Regions from separate parts of the Homo sapiens genome. Here region 1 is linked to region 2. A link is a contact called in ENCODE Hi-C or POLR2A ChIA-PET data. All regions are on one chromosome and are shown on one strand. The core of a region is the stretch at or near the end of the contact, and the rest is flanking DNA. Distances in the headings are between cores, read along the strand shown.

Evidence for each region. A loop is a pair of places that touch in the nucleus more often than their neighbours do. ChIA-PET counts read pairs that join two places held with the same protein, here RNA polymerase II (POLR2A).
Region 1: a map of Caco-2 shows a loop between it and region 2 (2.8-fold over the local background). The contact joins two enhancer-like sites. A Hi-C loop is called at or near these places in 1 of 168 maps with a recorded cell type or tissue (Caco-2). POLR2A ChIA-PET finds 5 or more read pairs at or near these places in 1 of 52 experiments (A549).

Annotation. Positions count from the first base shown.
Region 1 is chr5:136,102,837-136,106,312 of GRCh38, forward strand. No RefSeq gene overlaps it. Among named protein-coding and RNA genes, the nearest start is that of SMAD5, 28 kb to the right of the region's middle. Within about 2 kb of position 1,715, at least 2 of the 41 ENCODE cell types and tissues checked have a DNase peak (open chromatin) inside an H3K27ac peak, as active enhancers do.
Region 2 is chr5:136,057,071-136,060,582 of GRCh38, forward strand. TGFBI (transforming growth factor beta induced) reads left to right here. Exons shown (of 17, transcript NM_000358.3): 13 at 2,020-2,144. Among named protein-coding and RNA genes, the nearest start is that of TGFBI, 30 kb to the left of the region's middle. Within about 2 kb of position 1,266, at least 22 of the 41 ENCODE cell types and tissues checked have a DNase peak (open chromatin) inside an H3K27ac peak, as active enhancers do.

The sequences.
Region 1 (3,476 bases), core at 465-2,964, 46 kb after region 2:
TCTCAAACTCCTGGCCTCAAGCAATTCTCCTGCCTTGGCCTTGCAAAGTGTTAGGATTACAGGCGTGAGCCACTGCACTCGGCCAAGAATGTTTTCTTCCACACACAAACAGCAGCCTTATATATTAATAATGCTAGACCCCTACCATTAGTACTGGAATGCTTTTGAGTCATAAATTAGAGGGTGACGCAGTGCCCAGGACCAAAGCTCTACAGCATCCCTGCATGGTGCAACCCTGCAAGATTTGTGTATAGATCATTTAATAGTTTAGGGGCAGGAATAACCCAAAGCAAAGTGCTCCAGTCACCACTGAGGAAGATCAGGAAAACATTACAATGAAGCAAAGCTGGTATTACAAAGGCACACTTGCATATCTTGACTTGGGATTTCCATTTTACTGGGCTGGAGGCTAATCATTCTCTCAAACATCTGGTGTGGTTAGTATCACTCTCCTAACTTTACAGATGAGAAAACAGAGGTTCATAGTGCAAACAGACTCCACAATGTCTTGCTGAATGCACTTGTTGGTTTAGCTACCCCCTGTGAAGCCTCTTAGGAACTCAGGCCACACTGGTGTTCCTCAGCTCTAGCTCCTGAAACCAGCCTGTCTTGGCCTTTGCTGGTATCCTCCTTTTGTTTATTCCTCTTTCGTGGCCTCTTTGCCTCCCTCTTCATCTTGAATATAGGCTCTTCGGTTAATTTTTTTTCTGCCATAGCACACTTCTTTTCTTCTAGGCATTTATGAAGACTTATTGTATTTTCAGATGTGTCTATTTGTGTATTGTCAGTCTTCATCATCATGAAGTCAAAGTTCTTGCCTGTTTGGTTCACTGCTGTGTCCCCAGCACCAGGCTCAGTGCTTCATAAATATCTGTGGAATGATGAATGAAAGGAGAGAAGAAAGGAAGGCCAATGCATCACTTTTATTTGAAGGTTTAAATATAAAACATAAACTGTTTTCCTGGATATTGTATTAATACGATAATGCTTAAACATTAGAATGTTGAAAGAGTTGTGTAGTGTCGATGTAACAATTGTTAATATAAAATAAGAGCTAGTAATTGGAGTTCATTTCAAGGAAAACTGAATTTAATGTTAGGTTGGTTGGTTGTGACACAAATATTCATTGGATCAGAAATTACTCCAAAATGCTACAGGAGTCAACAAGGTCAAAGAATTAGTTCTATACCATGTGGCTCAAAAGCAGCACTTTGGACTGAATGCTACAGGGGCCACACACAAAGCTCAGGCTTCTTTACAGTTCCTGGTGACATGAGATATTAGGGTACAAGTCTGGGCCTGGAGACCTAATCAAGGCCTGATACGGCTCTGCAATGTGGGTCGACTTGCTTCTTTTTTCTGAGCATGTTTCTTCTCCTGCGAAATGGGGGTTAATAGTCCCAACCTGCCTAGTTTAACTCCAGATTAACTCATCCTTCATCAACATGGGATGGTTGGAATCGGATGTAGGGCCTTGTCCTTTGTAAAAGCATAAAACACAAAGTGCTGTTAAGGATTATAGCAATAAGGCACGCACACACAAAACATCTGGGTATCTGTTTGTTCCCTTCTTGCTAATCTGCAGTGGTAATAAGGAATTCCAGGTTAACTCCTAGCTTCTGTTATCAGGCAGAACTTTGGATTGCAGCCTCGTAGCTCCTCCTGAAAATGCATACTTGAGCCAAGAGCAAACCTGTAAGGGCCTCTCAGATACTGCTCACCCCCCGGAAGCTGGATTGCTTTGAATATTTTGCCAAATCTCCTTCCCACTCTTAGAAGAAGATTTGAGTTGAAAGCACATAGAACAGTTGTCTTTGCCTGTCACTTCCCCCTTCCCCGGCTGCAGGATTCCTGTCTCACAACTACCCTCCTACTCCCTTTCTTTTCCTCCGTCCCAGACCCAAACTTGTAGGGGACCTTTTGCCCTGAATTTCAGCAGGAAACACAACTAGCAACCAGATGTCTGACTTTTTCACCCCATTGGCAAGGATCAGCCATCTTCCCTGTAAACTTCCGGCCTTTCCTCTCTGTTAGATCTTTCAGCTTCTTCACGCTCTGTCTCCTTTAGCTCAGATGCATGAAAACCCTCCAGAAGAGAAACAAAAGGTAGCCTGCAAAGTGCCGCAAACGTGCATAGTATTTATATGCTCTACCCAGCAAATTGGTTGTCGGTGGATGTCGGAGGGAATGGGGGTGAGAGGGTAGCAATTCAGCTTTTAGATTCATTTGGTCTATCAGTAAATTCAGATCCAATGAAGAATAGGTGGCTTTGATCAAAGATAAAGATAATGAAAAGAAGTTAATAACTTAAAATAACACACCAAGGGAAAAAAACACAGATTCTGTTACCATCAAAGTGTTTGAGTATGATAAAATAATAGGTAAAGTAGCTTTCTCAACTTCAGGAATAATGAGAGACCCAGATCTTCTTTGACACAGCAGAGACCTTTGGGACTGGGGCAGACCTTAGACCTCATTCAGTTTCTTCACTTTCCAGGTGTAGAAACTGAGGTCCTACCTGAGTGGGAAGGACTTGCCCCAGGTCCCTTGCTTGATGGCAGAGTGGGGTGTCCCAGCTCAAGGGCCTGCCCCTGGCACTGCTTATATCTACCCTGAGACATTTCTGGAGAAGGATGGTGGTCACGGACCTGGGCTTGATCTGCCGACTCTCTGTGCCTCCTGTCTTCCTGCTCTTGGGATGGTTGGCTGGTCCCCCATCTCAGGAATCCACTCTAATCTGCGGCTCTCGGCCATGAAGCAGCAGCAGTGATGGGGCTTTTTTCCTGCGTCCACCAGCCATCTGATACACACCCCAAAGGGGAGAAGCATGAGCCTTTTTTTTTTAACATAAGAAACCTACCAATAAACATCTCCGTTGTCAAGTCAACACTTGTTGACCATCTATAGGCAGTACAGAGGAAGTGTTTCTCAAAGAAATGAATGAAAAACAGGTGGGGAGTCAGTGGAAGCCTTGAAATTTTAAGGAATTATCACTCAATCGCACAAAGTCCTGTATTACCTTATCCCCTTCCTTGCCCGGGCTGACTTTCCCTGCTTACCTCTGTCTTCACTGGTGTAAATCATCATTCCACTAATCCCAGATGTGTAGCTTGGGGCAAGTTTCTGCCCCTCTCTGTGCCCCAGTTTCCTCACCTATGAAGTGAGAATAATAGGGCCAGGTACAGTAGCTCAGTCCTGTAAGCCCAATACTTTGAGAGGCTGAGGTGCGAGGATCACTTGAGCCTAGGAGTTTGAGACCAGCCTGGGCAACAGAGTGAGACCCCATTTCTACAAAAATAATTTTTTTTAAATTAACCAGGTGTGGTGGGATGTGCCTGTAATCACAGATACTCAGGAGGCTGAGGTGGGAGGATCACTTGAGCCCAGGAGTTTGAGGTTACAGTGAGTTATGATCATACCACTGCACTCCAGCCTGGGTGACAGAGTGAGGCCCTGTCTCTACAAAAAAGAAAAAA
Region 2 (3,512 bases), core at 16-2,515:
AGCAGCCAGAGCCATGTGCAGCCAGCCACTGTCAGAACCATGCAAGGGGGACCACTCAGCGCCCCAGCCTCCCTCTCAGACAGTTGCCATCTGGGTCTCTTGTTGGCTGATGCGAGAGCAGGAGGGAGCCCACTGATGCAGTTCATAGAGCTCAGCCTCCTGGGCAGGAAACCGGGCAGAGAGGAGTAGAAAAGAATTAAGGGTGGCTGCGACCAGCCCAGTCACTGAGGCACGTTTCCCACTGGAGACCTATGAGCACAGTGATAATAAAGCCAGTTACCTGCACTGACTATCCCTCCAGACAAAAGCTTTCCCAAGAAGTTAGTCATGGCTCTGAGAGATCTAGTTGAGGATGTTTGGCAGGGGATCTAGTGGTTACGGGTGGCTAAGAAAAATGAGGAAGGTAAGAGTATCTTGCAGCCTGTGTTGGGAGGATTAAATAGGATGCCACACACAGGGCCAGGCAGACAGCCTGGTCAGTAATAGCCATGACGATGGGGGCGGGGGGAGCAGGAATGGGAGTTGCAGTGTTTAGCTCAGATGCATGCCTGTGAGAGATGCTTCCACTCTCACAGAAAGATGAGACCAAGGAAAAGGAGGAGGAAGAGGAAGGACCTTGACAAACCTTGGGGCCCACATTGTCTACACCTCCCTTCCTGCTCTAGAGCAGAATAGAAAGTTCAGGTTGCAGGCAGCTCTAAGTTGAATTCGTGTCCTGTTTAATTTTCTTTATTGCTAAATGAATGCCTGTGTCTGTGATGCTGACGTATGTTCCTAAGGAGAGGGGAGAAGTTCATTCTGAACATAAACTTTTCATCCTCTCTCTGTCCAGCAAGAATGGAATATTCCCCAAGTGGCCTGAGCCAGCTTGGCTTTCTTTTTGTTTTCAATTATGTGGGAGTTGAGGAGGGGGATGGGAAAAGCTTCCCAAACACACCCTCCCCCAGGCCTGAGGCACCCCTGGGGGACAGAGAGTGTTAGAGGTTGGTACAGGTGTTAGAGATATTGAAAGGACATCCCATGCACCCCAGGGGCTGGTGTGGCTCTGTACTTCCAGGCAATATTTTGTGGAAGGGGAACCTTGTCAGCTCCAGGTTGTGGATGTTTGAAAATCAGTTGGTACCCAGTGGCTCCATCCTCTGGCAGGCATGTGGATTTGTCAATAACCAAGTGAACTCTCCAAAATAAGTTAAAACTTCCTCCCTTCTCAGTTTCAAGATGCTGGAAATAGCTGTTCATAAGCCCTGGGGAAATTTAGCCCTTTGGCTGGTAATGGGAGTATCCGAGATGAGAGGGCAGCTGGAAACTTTCGGAATGACCTCCCACACTTAATTTGGGAAATGCCTCTGCACCTTTATGGGCAACCAGATGCCTGCCCCAGTTGCTGGAGACACTGATGTGGGCTGAAAGGAATGCTGAGACGTGACGAGGAGAGATGCTGCGGAGGGAATATCCCCCTCAGCCCTGACCTCATCGGCTCCATGGCTCCTCCACAGTACAGCTGTCTACTCTTTTAAGTTCTCCCTTCAGGAAATAGCCATCTCAAACAGAATGTGCATTTGAGGGCAGAATGTGTAAATATTGCACTACTGTGTTATAACCGTCAGGAGCCATGCTGATGATGAAACGTCCCAGATGCCGGTGCTGGAAAGGTCCCTGGCTTTCCAAGCAAATATTTATCTCATGGAAACATGAGTCATACTCACAGAGGAGTATGGATTAACTCCTTCTCAGCAGCCAGGGAGCCCAGCATCCCAGACAGCATATTTAACCCAGAGGCCAACTGACTGCTGGGGCAGATTTGTGGTCATGAACATGTGCTTTGTGTCCTCTGACCATTAGACAGATTGTGGGTCACAACGTTGAGTATACAGTGGGAGCTTAATAAGTGCTTATTCCCTGGGCAGGGAGTTCTTCATTTCAGGGGTGACCACTTACATCTTCTCCTCTGGGCCCTCCTTGACCAGGCTAATTACCATTCTTGGGATTAACTCTATCTCCTTTTCCCGCAACCTGCAGGAGATGCCAAGGAACTTGCCAACATCCTGAAATACCACATTGGTGATGAAATCCTGGTTAGCGGAGGCATCGGGGCCCTGGTGCGGCTAAAGTCTCTCCAAGGTGACAAGCTGGAAGTCAGCTTGGTAAGTGTCCTGCAAATCAAAGGCTGGCTAAATTTCCCCAGGGCAGGGCTCCAGGACATATCTCACCCCCAGGATGGAATTATACACACACAACCTTCAAGTTGCAGCCCGAATCTCTGAGTGTAATTCGTCCAAAGAAAAAGAGAAAAGAGAAGAGGGTCTTCAGGGAAATCAAGTGAGATCATAGTTAGACATGAGTAAGAACTTCCAGATTTACAAGGGAATAGAGCATCTGATTTGGCATCTGAGAGAGGCTATTAGATCTTCCTTCTCTTAAGGAGGTTGTAGGCAACTAGTTATGTGACTGAAGAGATCAGTCTGTACTCACACCATCCCACCCCCCAAACCCAGGGCTTCACTGAGTTGTACCATGAACCAGACCATCCCAAGAGGCTTTTTGAGTTCTGACACTTGCTCTGTGAGCCTTCCCTTGCTCTGCACATTGATGATATAACTTTGTAACTGCACTAAGAGTGTTCCTAAAGCAGATAGCCAGCCGAGCTCCAGAAATCTCCCTGGCTGCACCTGCAGAGGCCACTGACCCCTCTGTGGAGGGACCGCTCTTCAGTGTGTGGCTGGCTTCTACTCTCTGCTCCTCTCTCTTGGTCTTCAGCCATCCATTGCTCACCAGTTTCTCACGAGGAGCATAGGAAGATATGCATGTAGGGAGGTAGGCACGGGGATGACTTGTTTGACTTTAGCAGGTCATTCAAGAATCTCCTCGCACCTGGTTTCAGATGCTGGGGTCCTGTCTGTCACAGGCTTCTGTGCCTCCTACCCCCTTGAGTTTGTCACATGGCCCTTCAGGAAGGCCTGAGATAGATTTGCCCTGGGTGGGCCTCCTATGAGAAAATCTTAAGTGAGGCACCCAGGCAAAATGGAAAGAGCCTTTTGCCCAGAGCAGGAAGCCTGTCTTCCATTTCCAGCTGTTCCACCTACTTAGCTTAAAAGAGGCACTTCGCCTGTCTTCAGTCTCAGTCTCAGTCTCCTCTTCTGTGGAATGGGACAATAATATCTACTCTCCTTATCATACACTGCTGTGAGGACTGAGTGGATCACACAAAAAAGCATTATGTAAATTGCAAAGTGCTAAATCCACACAGGAGATTTGAATTAATCCACCACACTGAAGGTCTGTCAAGGGCAGGGACTGTTTCATTCACCAGAGTATCCCCAGTCTAACACAGGACTTGGCATATGAAAAGTGTTCAGTAGGCCGGGTGCAGTGGCTCATGCCTGTAATCCCAGCACTTTGGGAGGCCAAAGTGGGCGGATCATCTGAGGTCAGGAGTTCAAGTCCAGCCTGGCCAACGTGGTGAAACCACATCTCTACTAAAAATACAAAATTAGCTGGGCGTGGTGGCACAT